Regions from separate parts of the Homo sapiens genome. Here region 2 is linked to region 1. A link is a loop called in an ENCODE intact Hi-C map of the cell type or tissue named here. Cell type or tissue: MCF 10A. All regions are shown on one strand. Links, peaks and the distances in the headings refer to the core of each region. The heading gives the core; the rest is flanking DNA.

Region 1 (8,590 bases), core at 283-8,282:
GAGGCTATGGGGAGATGTACAATTTAAAAGCTCACTAAAAAATGGCAAATTAAATTTCATTTTCTACTTACGGTTGATAGACGTGACTTTTCAAGGTCAGGCATATTAATTGGCTTTCAGATATTAAGCACTGTAGAAAGAGGGGACATATTTAAACTTTCCTTTAAAATAGTGGTTTCCATCATTTTTCATGTTATTATACACAAAGAAAGTGACAATTTTACGGCACTACGGTAAATAGACTAGGTCATTTGAGGCAGAGATTGCTGGCCTGGGCCACCCCAGGTCCACCTAGGCTCCCCAAAGACTGAGGAATACCTATTTTGTATACAAGTGAGCTGCATCCACTAGTTAAGAAGCCAAATCAAAGACTGTCTATGAGGCAAAACATATACTGCAGCCATTTGGGGGAAAGAACAAAGCACTGAACTAGAGGGCAAAGACCAACATTTTGGTTCTAGCTCTGCCAAGTGTAGGACATTGGACTAGGCACTTAACTGCAGTAAGCCTCAGTCTGCTTGTGTACAAAACAGAGTAAAAGATTTCTTGCATTTCCTACTTTACAAGGTCAACATGAGGATCAAGAATACCATGTTCATAAACATCATGTACAACCATAGAGTCCTATAGAAATGTGTGGCCTGATGATGATAATGAGTATGACATTTTTCTTCCTAGTCCTACCTCCATTTAGACCACCCTTCCTTTCAAGAGTCCCCTGCAATGGACAGGAGTTGACACCAAGGAGAACAATACAGCTGCTAAATCTCAAGTGGCTAGGAGCACAGAGTGTGGGAAGCTATTCTGCAGCTGTGTTTTTGAGTTGGGCCAAAGAGCTAGTGGGGTTTTGGCTTCCCAAGTACCTTTGTTGAAACTCCCTGGGGAATTTTGCTTTATGAAATTTCCAGCAATTGGAGATCCCACTGGGTTGGTGAATAGAAGCCTAAAGGGCTCCCTGTTGGATGAAAAAATGTGTTTGAAGTCTGCTGGGAAGAGCTGTAGGAGGGAGCTGAGGGTTCTTCCATGACTCCTACTGTGCATTGACAGAAGCTGTCCCTACCACTGTTGATTGCCAATTATTTTTGTCTCCAGAGCCAAAGAAAATATATTTGAATTTGACCCATCTTTCACTAGGATCTACAGATGGTGAAATATTAATGAACAGGTGGGTTGCACAATATTCCAAGATTGCGTTAGAATTGATTTTTGTAGGCTAAATTATTAACACCAGAGTTGCTGACATATATTCTCATATGATTAGCAAACCCAGAAGCCTTAATATCAACACAGAATACATTCAGAACCATCAAACACAACATCTACTTTGCTGGGAACAGAATACTAGGTAAAGGAATTGAGATCTCACACAACACTCCTCTGAAAATAGGGACAGCTAATTTTGTAATGGATTGCCAGCAAAAGCTGTGACAATGCCTACTCTGGAAGTCTCTAAATTTCTTTTCAACCTGAGAAGGGTGTTCCATGATATTTACTGGAGTAAGAAGTGATGGAGGAGGTAGAATAGTTCTGGAAGTCAGGTCTCTAAATAGAACAAATCTTGGGATCCTCCAAGTTTCAGTCTATGCATGGAATTATGTTTAAAGAGGCAATATCTAGTAGCTAAATAATAGCTAAAATTGTTCCAATCATGACTTGCACCTCTCAAAGATCATTATTCAAGTAATGCTTCTATCCTTTCCTCCAGCTCAGTGTTTCCTGAACTTCCCCTGCACTGATGCTCTTGCTTACCTAAGCCTCTTCTTCAGCCTCTTCTCCATCCCTGGACAATTCAATGCACTGCATGGACCTTGCTTAGATTCTGATTTGAGCAAACCAACTTTTCTTCTTCTCCTTCTCCTTCCTCCTGCCTCCTTCCTTCTTCTTTCAGATAGCATCTCTCTCTGTTGCCCAGGCTGAATGGAGTGGTGCAATGACAACTCACTGCAGCCTCAACCTCCTGGGCTCAAGTGATTCTCCCACGTCAACCTCCCCCAGTAGCTTGTACTACAGGCACTCAACACCGTGCCTGGCTAATTTTTGTATTTTTTGTAGAGACGGAGTTTCACCATGTTGCCTGGGCTGGTCTCAAACTTCTGAGCTCAAAAGTGATCTGCCTGCCTCGGCCTCCCAAAGTGCTGGGATTACAGGCATGAGCCACCACACCTGGCCTCAAACCATCGTCAATGCAACACTTTGAAGACAATGAGGGAAATCTGAATTTGGATAGTGTATTAGATGATACCAATAACATATTATTAGTTTTGATAGGTGTGATTAATGGTATTGTGTTTATGTAAGAAAACACCACTATTTTTAGCAATCAACACTTAGATACAGAAAGCTAAAATGACACAATTCTGGGATTCGGTTATCATACATCAGCCAAAATAAAGGAGGAAGGAAGGAAAAATGTACAGAAGTAAAAGTAGGAAAATACTGATAATTCTGGAATTTAAGTGATTGATGTTTGAAGTCCAGTACTATATTCTCTATTTTTGTGTATGGTTGAAATTTTTCCTATTTCCTGGGAAAATTTTCCTTGAAAAACTTTTTAAAGAATTTTAAAACTTCTTTTCAAAAGAGAAAAAGAAGGACTGGGGTGGTGGATCATGCCTGTAATCCCAACACTTTGGGAGGCCAAGGCAGGCAGATCACTTGAGGCCAGGAGTTCGAGACCAGCCTGGCCAACATGGTGAAACCCCATCTCTATTAAAAATGCAAAAATTATCCAGGCAAGTTTCCACACACCTGAAGTCCCAGAGAATCTCTTGAACCCAGGAGCCGGAGGTTGCAATGAGCTGAGATGGCGCCACTGCACTCCAGCCTGGGTGACAGAGCGAGAACTTGTCTCAAAAAAAAAAAAAAAAAAAGGGAGAAAGAGAAAAGCAAATGCAAATATCTTCAAACGTCATAAGAAAAGGCAAAAGTGAATCCGATAAATATATTTTAAAACAATAATAAAAGAGGCATTTTGCTGACAGATAAATTCATGAAACAAGACTGACTTTTTTGAATGCCATTCATAGAACTGCCAGGTCAGCTGTGTAGTGTGAGGTATATTTCAATGCAAAATACTGAAATTATAAAAACAGGATTATGCACACAAATGTTTCAAGCCTTTATAATTTTTTTAAGTCCAAATGGCATAGGTCCATTTATAAAATATTTTCTGAATTTATATTATGATTTAAACTAGCAATATCCTATTAATTAACTTATTTAAAATTCATAAGGAGACAAGTTATTTAAAAAAAAAAAACACTCTTGAACTGAGTAAAAAATAGCACGAAGTGAGGTTCAGCTCTGGGGAGAAGGGAAGTTGTGCTAAAACTTTTCAAAATGGAATTTAACCTCAGACTTTTAAAGCATCACTTTCTTTAAGGATTCACGGCTTTCCTCCCACACTGGTCTGGGGCCAGTGTCTGGAGTAAAGTATTGCTACTCCTAAATGAGATTTTAGAAAGTAGCATAGTTTCTGAAAGGAGCAGCCACTGGAAACCAAAAACTTTCTCAGGGTACTCAAACGGTTTGAAGAGAACTGATATTTGAAAACGGAAATCCTTCCATTTGTGACAACATGGACAAACCTGGAGAACATTATGCTAAGTGAGATAAACCAGTCACAGCAAGACAAATACTGCCTGATCTTTTGTATATGTGGAATCTAAAATAGTTACTCTCCTAGAAGCAGAGAGTAGAATGGTGGTTGTCAGGGCTGGGGTATACAGGAAATGAGGAGATGTTGGTCAAAGGGTACAAAGCTTCAGCCATGCAAGAGGAGTTAGTTCTGGAGACCTAATATACAGCATAGTAACGACAGTTAACAATACCGTATTGTAGACTTGAAATTTGCTACAAGGGTAGATCTTAAGTGTTCTCACCACAAAAGAAAAGAGGCAGCTATGTGAGGTGATGGGTAAGTCAACTAGTTTGATTGTGGTGATCATTTTCCAATGTATACATATATCAAAACATCAAGTCATATACCTTAAATACATGCAATTTCTATTTGTCAGTTATGCCCCAATAAAGCTGAAATTTTTTTTTTAAATGAGAACTGATGTTTGCATCCAGTTGCTGCTAAAGGCACAAATTTTCTTTAAAAACTATTGAATGATTTTCCAGCTCTTACAGACATACTGGGAAGAAAAAAGTTAAAAACTATTTGAGAAATTTGGATTGAACTACCTCATCCTGTATGAGGTAAGGCCAATGTGCAATCTTGCATTGCTAATCACTCAAGCAGAGTGCTCAGAAGCTGGGAAACAGGCTGCGGTTAAGAACATTGCTTAAGGAAGAATAATTAGATCCTTTCCGTGTCTCATAGCCACAATTTTTTTCCAGCTTTGGCTGTTGTTTGAGCAAGACCTTGTGTATCAAACATTGATCTAGCCAAGTGGCTTAGTGGAGAATTTGCTCAAATTGGTTTTTTAGTATCTTGTTGGCAGGAGGGGAAATGACTGCTTGAACGTTTCAGCCTTAATGCTGACATGTGGTGACTTGAAGCCAGGTGAATGAAGGTTCCTCCAGCTAGAGAGGTAAGATGAACATGCCGGACCAGGAAGAAAGCAGGTCATCATGTTAGACAGGTGCAATTATGTGCAGAGACTATAAAAGAAGAGAAAAAGACATTTAGTCATCAGAGAGCAGCCATTCAAGTAAGACCTTGAAGGAAAGGGAGGGTGAATCAAACAGAAAATATAATGTAAGCAAACGCACAGAGGCTATACTGTGGAGAGGATGTGGGGAAGAGGGAAGTGGTCCATTTGACTGGAACAGAGGGTAAATTTAAGGCAGTAGGAGGTCATAAGACTTATGGAAAATTTGGAATGCCAAAATGGGACTGTTATGTGTTAGGTTGATACTGGGTGGGGGCACTGAGGATTTTTAAAACGTGATCAGGGCTGCCTTGTTGAAGGTAAACCTAGCGGTGGTAAGTCAAATGAAATGGAGTCATGAGAGAACAGGTGGTACTAATCACTACCAGTACTGAGTGCTTTGCAGATGCTACTTCATATACATAATCTGATTTAATTCTGATAGCAAGAACCGTTATTAGCCCACTTTACAGATGATAAAATTGAGGCTTAGGGTGATTAAACAACTTGCTCAAATTCACACAGCTAAAGCAGAAGAGGCAGTGTTTTAATCTAGACACAGGTACCTGCCCTTAATCACTATGCTTGACAGCTTCTTAAGCTAGAATGGGTGGTAGGTGACCGGGGTCTGAATTAGGAATTTGGAGGTAGTAATGGAAAAGAGGGATCAAATTCTTAGAGGTAGGATAGGCAAGACTTCACCAACAGGAGCCTACGGAGGTCTGTGATTTGGTGGCTGCGTGAAAAAGAAGAATGATACTGTTACTAACCTAAATAAAGAAACCAGAAGAAAGACTTGGCATCGATTAAAAGATTATTAATATGGTTTTAGTTATATTGACTTTGAAATGCCATGAGTAGATCCAGTGAAAATGTCCATCCAGCCATCGGAAATGTAGTTTGGTTGCTAAAGAGGGGAGATGGAGCTAGAAAGAGAAGCTGAGGCATCACGTGCAAGCAATAGAGGGGCAAATACGCAAGGGAGGGTGGCAGAAGAAAATCATCCCAGGTGTTTCTTTTCTTCTTACTCAGCTCGGAATAGAGATGACTTCTGAGTTTTTATCTACTCCCATTCAGGAATGAAATGGAGAAATGTAGGTCAAAATTTTACAAAATGGTCATGTAGAATAATTCTCTGACTTCCCATCTCTGGGAGGAAGAGAGGCAGCTTTAGTAGAAGTGTGAAGATTCTAAGCAAAATTTAAGTAAAATTATTAATTTTTTTAGAGATGGAGTCTTGCTATGTTCCCCGGGCTGAATTCAAACTCTGGGCTCATGAGATCCTCTCACCTCAGCCAAGTATCTGGAACTGCAGGTGTGCCTCACCACTCCTGGCTGTCTAACTAAAATTATGAAGGGCAACCCATTATCTCTTTACTTTCTCTTGCCCCAGAATAAGACAAGAATGCCGAGGCCTGGTCAGTATCCCAGGGTACCACCGCCAGTGCTGGCCAGAGCAGGCTCTGAGAGGCTAACACAGGCCACAGAGCCTAGGGCCTTGTTTTGGAGGGTGAGGTGAGGCTTAAAGCTGGTAGGATAGGCGCCCTCTGAGATTCGCCATCTGAGAAGTCAGTCAGTTCTTTATTAAACCATTCTAAACAACAGAAAGTGCAGTGGGTGGGCAAGATTCCACTGCTGAATTCTTCAGCAGGCCCTGCAAATGAATGACATGGTGTCAATGGGAGGGAAAGTGAAGCAATAAACACAGATGGTGTTTGTGCAATCTCATCTGGGTCAAGGAAATCACCTCATCACTCTTCTTTGATGGGCAGATTCCTATCTCTTAGTTTACCATTTTCCTTACTAATTCCCTCAGCTCCATCCAATGTGCATTCTTGTGTCAAATTGCATGTTCATGAGTATATTACATGTTCCTGTTGTGAGTATGCAGGGGTTACCATGGGATGACCCCTGTGCTATGAACTTGGAACCTCAAGAAATTAGATTGCCTTTTAAGAATGAATCAGAGAAGAAATACAGGAAACCACTTTAAATAACAAATGTGTTCCTAGGATAGCAAGATTTGACTGGACCCTGACTGACGAGATTACTATACCTAAAGAAAGAACGCATTCGTGAGAAGGAGAGTTCTGCTCAGTTATGAACAAAGCAACTGCATTCAATAAATATTTGTTGAGTACCTACTGTGTTCCAGCAGAGAGCTCGCATTCTAGCTGGGGAGACAGAAAACAAATAAGTGCATTTATAATTGGATGTCTGCTTGTGATATGTGTGTATCCCAGGCAGAGGGTCCACAGAACAAACAACAGCATCTAGTGTGGCTCGGAGATGTGCTCACTCAAGTTCTATGCCAGATTTGAGAAGCCTGCTTGACTCTAACATCCCAAATCTGCATTTCCAGCACTTGGGTGACATTTTGACCTACCTAATAGCTCTCGGGTTGATTTCTCCTGTGTGACTTTCATGAAGACATACATAGAGGAAAAAAAGCACATATCAAAAGTACTCAGGTCAATGAATTTTCCAAAGTGAGCACACCTATGTAGCCAGCACCCCAAATCCCTCCTTATAGCCCCTTTTACCACCCTTACCACTGAAATGTAACCACTATCCTGAGACCAGCACCATAGGTTTGTTTTGCCTTTTTCTGAACTTTATATAGATGGAAATATACAGTTCATACTCAATACATGCTGCATAGATTCTTTGATTCAATATTACATCTGTGGGATATATTCATGTTGTTGTTTGTATTGGTGTTTTGTTCTTTTTTCATTGTCAGATTTCATGGTATCACTACATCACAGTGTATTTTATTTAAATGGACATCAGGGTTATTTCCACTATGCCACTATTCTTTTAACAAACTATTTTTCTGCAGGAATCTGTTAGAAGTGGCTTCTGATGTTTGCAACTAAGAATCCTGCCTGATCCACATTTGTTTTAATTCTAAATTTGTATTGGGTTACCTAGGTTTTGTATTGATTAAGAAATCAAGTGAAAATTTCGGGGTTTTTGTAGAAATTCTTCTTTTTAAACTACGCTTTTGAAGACATAGACATATTTTTCATGAGCTATTTGCCAACGAAGATCTGCTTACTCTGTTTCAACAGTGAAGCCTAATGATAAAAAATAACATTCCATGTAGATAAAAGCTGTGACTTCCCAGCTTAAATACAGCACTTTCTGGAACTACAGCTATAACTTGTGTTCTCTTAGGTTGCTAAACAAGTTGGTTAGGAGCTTTTCTCCTCAGGGTTCAACCACATGACTGCTTCTGGGCAGTTCGAGTGGTTTTCATCCTCATTGCACAATAGCAGAGGTTTTGAGGTTGTGTTTTTCTCCACATTGCCCATTTCCCTGGCGGCCACTCTCAGGAGCTGTGAAGAGCTCAATTTAAAGACAGTCATATCAGTTATTCATCAATTACTGGGATCTTTTCATTTTTTAAGCATATCATATCAACACCCCTTTTGTAGGACTATAGCCTGTCTGAGCGGGGCTGTAGGAGAGAAGGGTATACCTCTCTGTCATTACATCATTTTCTTCTTTGTCCGGGCCATATCAATTGCCAATGCCTCATTCAAGGCCTGACTTTTGAGCAATGAGATGGACCAGCCAGCAGTCATTCCTCTCAGTGACTCAAGGAGACTGACATTTGTAATAACAAGGAGTTACTGAGCACTTGGTATGTATGCCAAGATTCTTAGTATGGACACCAGGGATCTGCAGAGCAAGCATGTCCATTTCATTAAAACCAATCTCTCCACTCGTGCTCTGGATACCATCCCCTTGTCCTTCCCAAAGACTTTCCTCCTGCAATAAACCCTTCTCTCCCTAACATGATCAATTTCTCTCTCCCTCCTGGATCATTTCCATGAGAAGGCAGATGTGTTCTGGTGCCTACTTTCCAAAAAAAAACATTCTCTCACATCATTGCTCCCTCCAGACACAATCCTATTTCTCAACTCTTTCACAGCATGCCTTCCTGCAAAGAATTGTCTGTAGTCACTGCTCCACTTCCTCACCTC
Region 2 (8,590 bases), core at 159-8,158, 65 kb after region 1:
AGAAGAGATGCTGTGAGCTGATGTCCATGTTTGAATACAAAAGAAAAATAGATGGGCACGCTGGTTTAGATTTATAGGTCCAGGGCAAACTGATCCAACTGTGGAATCACTGAACCCCCCTTGGGTTTCAATGAGGGTACCCTTGGTAGTTACTTTCGGCCCTAAGGGGTTTGACAAAATGGGACAGACAGGGTTTTTACATCTGAAGCCAGAATACAGAATCTTTGTTCATTGAGGATCTTCATACATGTTACCTTATCTAATACTTTCCCTAACTTCCCCCAGTGTTTCATGTTTGTTATATTTACACATGGTCTTATAACGACGTGTCTATGTCTATCTTGCCACATTGCCCAGGCTGGTCTCGAGCTCCTGGGCTCAACCAGTTCTCCCACCAGAGCCTCCCAAAGTGCTGGGATTACAGGTGTGAGCCACTGCACCCGGCCTAGTTCTCAAATTATATGGAGGAACAAAGACCTAAGAGTAAATAAAGCACTCCTGAAAAGGAATATCAAGACTTATTCCAAAGCTAAAATAACAAAGACAGTGCTGTACTGGCACAGAAATAGACAAATTGCCCAATGGAACAGACTAGAGAAACAGAGACAGAGAGAAAGAGAGAAGGGTGGGTACTTGAGGATGGAAGAGAAGGCACTGCGGATGACAAGGAAACAATGAACTCTTCAATAAATAGTGCAAGGCCACTGGTTACCTACATGGGGGGGAAAATACTGTGACTAATCCCTGCTTTGCACCATGCAGAAGAATCAAATGCTAGCAGATTTAAGATTTAAATACACAAGGCAAAACTCTAAAACTTTTGAAGGCAACATGGGAGAATATCTTTAGAACATCAGAGAGGTGAAGGTTTCTTAAAGAAAACACAAAACTATGAAAGAAAAATAATAAATTTGGCTACATTCAAATTAAGAACTTCTGTTTAACAGTAGACCCCATGAAGAAAGTGATCAGAAAAGCAACAATGTAGGAGAAGATATTTGCAATATATATAACCAATATAATCTACATAAAGATGATGTATTTTTTAAAATCTTTTCAAAGTTCAATAAATAAGTTAATAAATACACAGTTCACAGAGCAGAAAATATGAATAGCCCATAAATATATAAAAGAATACACAACCTCATTAGTAATCGCAGAGACACTAAGATACCAGTGGGACTTTACTTTTTACCCACTGGATTGGCACAAATTAATAAGGCTGATATTGTCAAAAACTTGGGCTGGGCGCAGTGGCTCAGGCCTGTAATCTCAGCACTTTGTGAGGTCAAGGCAAGTAGATCGCTTTGAGCTCATGAATTCGACACCAGCCTGGGCAATATGACGAAACCACATTTCTACAAAAAATACAAAAAACTAGTTGGGTGTGGTGGTGCACACCTGTAGTCCCAGCTACTTGGGAGACTGAGGTGGGAGGATGGCTTGAACCTGGGATGCAGAGGTGTGGGGGTTCAGTCAGGATGGTGGGAGAAATTGTAAAATTATGGGAAATAAACGCAAACCCTCTTGGAAGGCCTGGAGGTCTGCATAAAGTGTTTGGCTGAAGGCAGAATTCTCTTAAAAGCTCAGGGCATGGATACATAGGAATGTAGAGTAGTTTATCTAAATAGCTTGTTTATTCATGTGGTCCTAAGACCAACATTTGGTCAACCACAGATGCATGATTGCTCTCTACTCAGGAGGTCAGCAATGTCAATTACCCTCTAGTGGTTTTTACTCAAGACCTTTGTCATCTAATCTATACTGAATAAATGTGAGCTTCGCTGACTGAATGGAGCCATGGCTGCTACTCTTTACAGAACCTTCCTTGGTGTCTGTGAGGGGCCCAGACCCTTAGCTGGACTGACAGGCAGAGTATCTGTGTCAGTGTACATTACTCATCCGTTGTTGGGTGAGGGTCTGCAGAACAAATGCCCGCACAGAGGTTGCAGTGAGCTGAGATCATGCCACTGTGCTCCAGCCTGGGCGATAGAGCCACACCCTGTCTCAAAAAAAACAAAAAAAAAAAGAAAAAGAACTTGGAAAGAGTATGATTCAACTGGAATCTTTATTCACTCTTGGCAGGAGTCTAAATTGGTATAACCCCTCAGAAAAAATAAGTTAAATATATTCATATACCTTATAGCCTAGCAATCCTACCCTAGAGAAACCCTCGCACACGTGCACAAATTCATGTGGTTGTACTTCTAAGTATAACCCTAGAGAAATTCTTGCATGTGATTTACGTATGGGAATGTTCACAGCAATATCAAAATAACAACCAGAAACAACCCAAGTGTCCAAAGTGTTCAGAGAAAGAATAAACAATTATTTATAACTACTCACACAATAAAATGCTAGAGACAGTAGTGAAAATAATGAACTACATGCAACATGGATGAATCTTAGAAACAAAATACTGAGTGGAAAAAAAGCAAATGAAAAGAAGACTGCATGTAGCATAATACCATTCTGATAAAGTGGACACAATCAAATAATATGTTTCTTAAGGTTATCTACATATGTGCTAAATTATTATTTTAACCAGGGCTTTATAGAAATAAAATTCGGAAAGCTGGTTACTTCTAGGGACTTGCAGGGGATGGCATAGGAAAGGAGCCCACCAGCTACAGCAATGATATTGATCATGTTCTAGTTTAAGGACGACTCACAGGTGTTCTTCCTGTTATTACTATGCCTCATCCCTTAACTGTGTGATACTCACATTATTTTGCATATATCAGCTATTACATAATAATAGCAAATAAAAATAAAAGAACAGGCAAGGCACAGTGGCTCACGCCTGTAATCCCAGCACTTTGGGAGGCCCAGGTGGGCGGATCACCTGAAGTCAGGAGTTCGAGACCAGCCTGGCCAACATGGCGAAACCCCATCTCTACTAAAAATACAAAAATTAGTGGGGTGTGGTGGTGAGTGCCTCCAGCCCCAGCTACTCAGGATGCTGAAGCAGGAGAATCGCTTGAACCCGGGAGATGGAGGTTGCACTGAGCTGAGACCACACCGTGGCACTCCAGCCTGGGTGACAGAGCAAGACTCCATCTCAAAAAATAAATAAATAAATAAATAAATAAATAAATAAATAAATAATAAATGGCTGCAGTTTTACGATAGTCTCAAAAAAGAAAAACAAAAAGAATAAAAGGAAAAAAATCAGGTGTCCACGCTTTTCTGAGAATACAGAAACAAAAGTCTTTCAGTTACTCACAATTTTTCCATACTCACCAACACAGAATGTCAGAAGTGGACCCCAGCAAGGCCCTGTAGACCCATCACTAATTAAGTAGATGAGGAAACGGAAGCTCAGGGATAATACGTGACTGCTCCATGATCACCTGGCAGAGCCAGGAGCCAAACCCAGGTCTCCTGATATTTCTTCTCTTAGATCAAGTCCCCAGGCAGTGGCCTTCAGTCTGGTAGATAATAAAAAGAAAACTCCAGTCTTCTTTATCTTTGTATCTCTAAGACCTAGCAAAGGGCTTAATAATTTGTTGGCCCTCAAAATGTTTTGTTTCTGAATATTATGGAATTCCCATTGGATTCGTCACAAGAAGTCCTCAAAGTGGTAAAAATTCTCTCTTCTGGTTCGGTGGCTTCAAACCAAGAAAAGGTTCCTGGAAGCAAGACAGAAGAAACTATCGGCCATATCACTAATGGGCATTGCCAGAACTCATATGTGTGGCCATACCGGAGGAGATCCCTGCGGCAGGCAGGGCTGCATTTTCTAGCCGGTTCCAGCAAGCCAGCCTCGCGTGACTGACTTCTTTAGTTTAAGGTGCAGAACTCAAGGGAAAGGAGCCAAACCCTATGAATGTGTCTGTACTGCCTCCAAGGCAAGGAGTGGCCAGGATCTGTGGCTTGCCTGTGGAATGAGCAGTGGAAACACTCTCTTCCATTATGTCTGCAGAATAGGCTGGCGGGTGCCACATTACGTTAGTAAGCTCCTGGCAAGGCACGTGGCTTCCATCTCACTTCATTAGCAGCTTTCCTGAACTTCAGGTTTTCCCGGTCCCTGATTCTAGGAGTTAAAGTTCCCTCTGGTACCATTATTCTTCCTCCGTGGGTTTTTCTAGACCTCCCCCATCCCCAAGGGTCTGACGCAGGGCCCTGGTTTGTAGCTCCTATCTGGGAGAATGTGCAGCCAAGGGTCACAAAACAGACCTGGGGGACTGGCCTCCCCCGAGGGATGCTGGGTCCCAAGCGTCCAAAGGTGCCCTGATTTTCCCACCTGCAATGATCAGTAGCCAAGTTCTCTGATTTTATCTCAACTCTTTCTTGAGCGCGTTGAGATGAATTTTGAGTCTCTCCATTCATGACATGTCTCCCTTTATTCAAATCTTATTTTATATCCCGCAATAAAGTTTCTTGTATTCTTCATCAAATCTCCACATTCCTCAATAACTATATTCCCAGATGTGTTTCATTTTGGGTGACTTGGGCCAATAGTCTAATGAGGCAAAATAATGGGCTGCTTCTGTCCTGAGATGCCCGCTGGCTGGGAGCACTAATGATGACTTAAGGCCGAGATGCACCAGTTGTTTATGGACCACGGATGGCTTTTCTTCTGGGATGAAGCTCTACCTTCCTGCAGGTTGTACTAAGACCAGATGCTTGTTTGTGATTCTGGTTTGTGCAGGTCACTCCCAGGGGTCTGTGCAGTGGGAGCCTCAGCATGGTTTCCCACATGACAGTCCTGCCAAGAGCAGGGGTGGCCACCCCAGCTGGTCACTGCACCTTGGCCCTCTGCCTACTACATGCAGAAGGGGCTGTGAGCAGGTAAGAGAAAAATGCTTTCTTCTCATCTGAGGCTCATGGGTACCTGGCTCTTGGGAGCACCAGTGGCAGGTGCAGCTCGCAGCCGACTGATGTCCTCTCCCTTCAATCCAACAAGTGCAGCTTCTGAACTTACACCTCCTCTGTGGAGCTTTCAGGATACAGAGGGCCTCTGGCTTTGAAATCAGTTTCACTTGGATGTGTAAAGCCCAATTTATAGACTTTACTTATCTTTGTGTTGTTTTGTTAAACCGAGTTTTTAATTCCCAGAAATTGTGGGCTTCAACTTCTGTGCCTGGTTTTTCATGTTGCTGATCTTGATGGTCCACCTTTAAGACCTGCTGTCACAGGAACTGTCATCCACACACGGGACACCTGTACGTGCTAGAAGACGTCGCACTCCGGTAGGCCCAGCAGCCTAAGTAGCTGGCAGAGGGAGGGCAAGGTCTCTGTGACTGGGGGAGGCAGACATCCAGATGCTTGTGAGGGTTCTGCCTGCCCTGCTGCCATCCCCACTTGTCTCCTTCGGGAAACCGTATTTTAAAGAAAGTAAAACAGCCTACTCCTTTTCAACTGCTGTAATGTTTCATTCCTAATCCTGCAGAAAAATTCCCTTATGTTTCACAAAAATAACATAACCTTGGCAGTGTAAAATACCAGACATCAGGGTAAAAGGTGGAAAGAGCACTGGGCATGGGTTCCAAAGAGCTGTGCTCCAGGCAGATGTTCCTGAGACAACCTACAGCATCTCAGGCAACCCAGGGTCCCCTTACACTTTGTCCCATATGATTTCACGAGAGCAGTAACACCTACATAATAATGTGGAGTGAGACCAAATGACTTGGCCAAGAGCTGTGCAAATCTTATGTATTATAGACTAATATAATACATAAGATAGCAAATAATATAGCAAATGTACCATAAATATCTCATTTCAGGACAATGATTTATTTAATGACTCCCAACACACAGAATATAAGAGAGTCTTTTAACACTAGAAAGTGACAGCAAGAAAAAAACAGTAATACCAGTTCCTATTTATTGAGCACATACTACATGCCAGGCACTATGCTAAGGCCTTCACATGAAGTATTGTATTTAATCCTCAGGCAGGTAATTTTATTCACCTATTTTTTAACCAGAGGAAAGAGAAAAAATTAAGTTTAGCAAATTTTAGCAAGCTAAGTGACTTGGCCAAAGTCACTCAGCTTCTAAGTGGCAGAGCTGGGATTCAAACTCAAAGTATCAAAAATTTGAGTCACGCTCCAAGAAACGTCCAAGCTATCATGAAGAATAAAACATAACCATGAATAAGACATAGTCACAGAAGAAGAACAAAATTCATCATATTTACAAGTCAACAACATTTTATAAGGTGTACTGTAGGCATATACCATCGATTTATCCAATGTCAACGGAACCAGAAGAGGGGCAGAGAGAGAGAGAGAGGGATGACTGATAATTTGGAAAGACATCATGGAGAAAATGGTCTGTTACCTGTGCCTTGAAGGATGAGGAGTATTTCAACAAATGGAGGAGAGAAAAAATATGTCCCAGGCAAAGGCGGGTGAGCACGAAAGCTCGGAAACAAAGCACATGTCGGGTAACATACTTTGTGCAGCTGGAATGTAGGAAAAGTAAAAGGAGACATGGCTAAAAGCAGAGACTGCTAATTGTTCTCTAGTATTCATTTGTCCCTCTTCCTTTTAGTGAGAAAATCCCTCATTTTATCTTGACATGCGACTGCCCAGCAGAAGGCTACCATTCCCAGCCTCTCTTGCAGCAATGTGTGGCCACATGACTAGGTCTGAGTGCTGGTCCTGGAGCTGAAGTGATGTGCTATGAAAGCACTGCCCCAGGACTTCCCTCTTTCCCCTTTCTCCGGGATGGAAATGGTGACAACTAGCGCAGCTGCCTGGGACCCAGATATGGCATCCACAGGCAGAGGGTGACAAAGCTGCCCACCCACACCCGGACACTTACCTGTAGACACATGGGAAAGGAAGAAGCTTTTATCTTATTTAAGTAATGGTAATTGGGATTCTGGAACAAACTCCAGAATCACAAATATTTACTGTCTGACCCCAAATAATACAGGGCCCAGTCTTATAGGGCCTTAAATTCCATGGCAATATTTGGAAAATAGTTGGCAGGCAAAAGCGTGTCTTGGTTTGAAGCATCCGTGCTCACACAAAGAGGTAGCATCACAGTTCTCTTAAAGAGCACTAATGTATTAATGGAATGCCTTTAGAGCAACTGAGTTTTAGATTATGTTAGAGCTAGAGCTTGAGGGTCAGGAAAATGTGTTTGCCAGGATCTCACAGCACAGGGTAGTACTGGTTTTATTGAGAGAACTTTGCTTTCAAAACCATAAAAAGGGAAAGGAAAGTATATGAAATATGTGTCTGAGCAAAATTCCACAAGAAATTATTTGCCCTTGAGCTTCACTAAAGTGCTGTTCCCAGTTATTCTGGAATAGGATTAATCCAAGGTGGGCAAAGTTTAAACCAATGGTACCCAAGTAACATCCACCATTTTTCTTCTTCCATGTCAGAACACAACAACAAATTAGACTAAGAACTAAAGTAAAGCCTGTCTCATCTATGTGCTTTTAAAAGAAATGGGTATTTCAGATAAGTTAATTTTCCAGATAGCTGAAGGTTAAGTTCCCTTCTGTTACTTTATCATTGGCCAACAACAATTCAACTACTGCTACTGTTTTCAAGATGATTGTAAACAACTGCAAACACAGGCACTAGACTGCATGCCAGCAATCATCAGAAGATGATCCTCTGGGTAATCAGAACCAGCATGCTTAATTTCTTTTAGATTGCCATTGTAACAGAAACACAACATTTAAGCATTTTCTAGAGAATGCAGGATAAATCCGTAGCTTTCGTGCTTGAGAAATGCAATTGTAAGCAAAAAACATTTTGAGAAATGTGGTCTATTAATTAATCACTGCTCTTTCATAAATATCACTTTATAAAATATATTCAAGACATTATTCAACATGTGTTGTATATTAAGTATTTCCACTACACAGACTTATTCCCCATGGATCTGTGCTGAGGGAGGAAAAATTTAAATGAAAAGCAAAAGTTTGTAGTTCTCAAATTGCACCTAAATCAAATAAGCAAAAAGTCGAGATACTTTCACTGGAAGATAAAACAGTCCATTGGTTTACAAAGTACTTGCATTCTTAGAAAACTAGTGTATTTTACCACCATGTATAAAAGTATTTGTGTTTATATGTAAAATGGAGTTCACCTCTAGGTTCGGGCACTTACAAATGGTTTTGTACCCACATGAATTTGTGGTGGAACATTAAAAAGCACAGGATGGGGTCAGGCATGGTGGCTCACGCCTGTAATCCCAGCACTTTGGGAGGCTGAGGCAGGCGGATCACTTAAGGTCAGGAGTTCAAGACCAGCCTGGCCAACATGGTGAAACCCCATCTCTACTAAAAATTAAAAAATTAGTTGGGTGTGGTGATACATGCCTGTAATCCCAGCTATTCGGGAGGCTGAGGCACAAGAATCACTTGAACCCAGACAGTGGAGGCTGCAGTGAGCTGAGACTGTGCCACTGCACTCCAGCCTGGGTGACAGAGTGAGACCCTGCCTCCAAAAAAAAAAAAAAAAAAAAAAAGGCACAGGACGGTGCTCTGCATAGCAGGATGACCAGCATCCCTGAACCCACCTATTAAATGCCAGCAACACTTCCAATCATTGTGAAAGTAAAATCACTGCCTCGCCAAAACTCTCAAAATGCTTCCCTGGGGGCAGTAGCACTCCCT

Evidence for each region. Peaks named below come from ENCODE experiments on the same cell type or tissue, not always from the same donor. Only the 100,000 strongest peaks of a DNase experiment are listed, where the experiment ranks them.
Region 2: it touches region 1 in a loop (7-fold over the local background); 3 of 110 quality-filtered maps call a loop at or near these places.

The regions. Positions count from the first base shown.
Region 1 is chr2:38,170,481-38,179,070 of GRCh38, forward strand. The region is part of intron 2 of CYP1B1-AS1 (CYP1B1 antisense RNA 1); the gene reads left to right. It also overlaps a transcript of LOC107985871 not described here. Among named protein-coding and RNA genes, the nearest start is that of CYP1B1-AS1, 44 kb to the left of the region's middle. In MCF 10A, for the core only: no CTCF peak of the experiment used is centred there; DNase peaks (open chromatin) are centred at 1,001, 4,301, 6,281 and 7,861.
Region 2 is chr2:38,235,815-38,244,404 of GRCh38, forward strand. LOC102723739 (a long non-coding RNA gene) reads right to left here and starts at 3,776. Exons shown (of 4, transcript XR_007086289.1): 1 at 3,244-3,776. In MCF 10A, for the core only: no CTCF peak of the experiment used is centred there; a DNase peak (open chromatin) is centred at 3,817.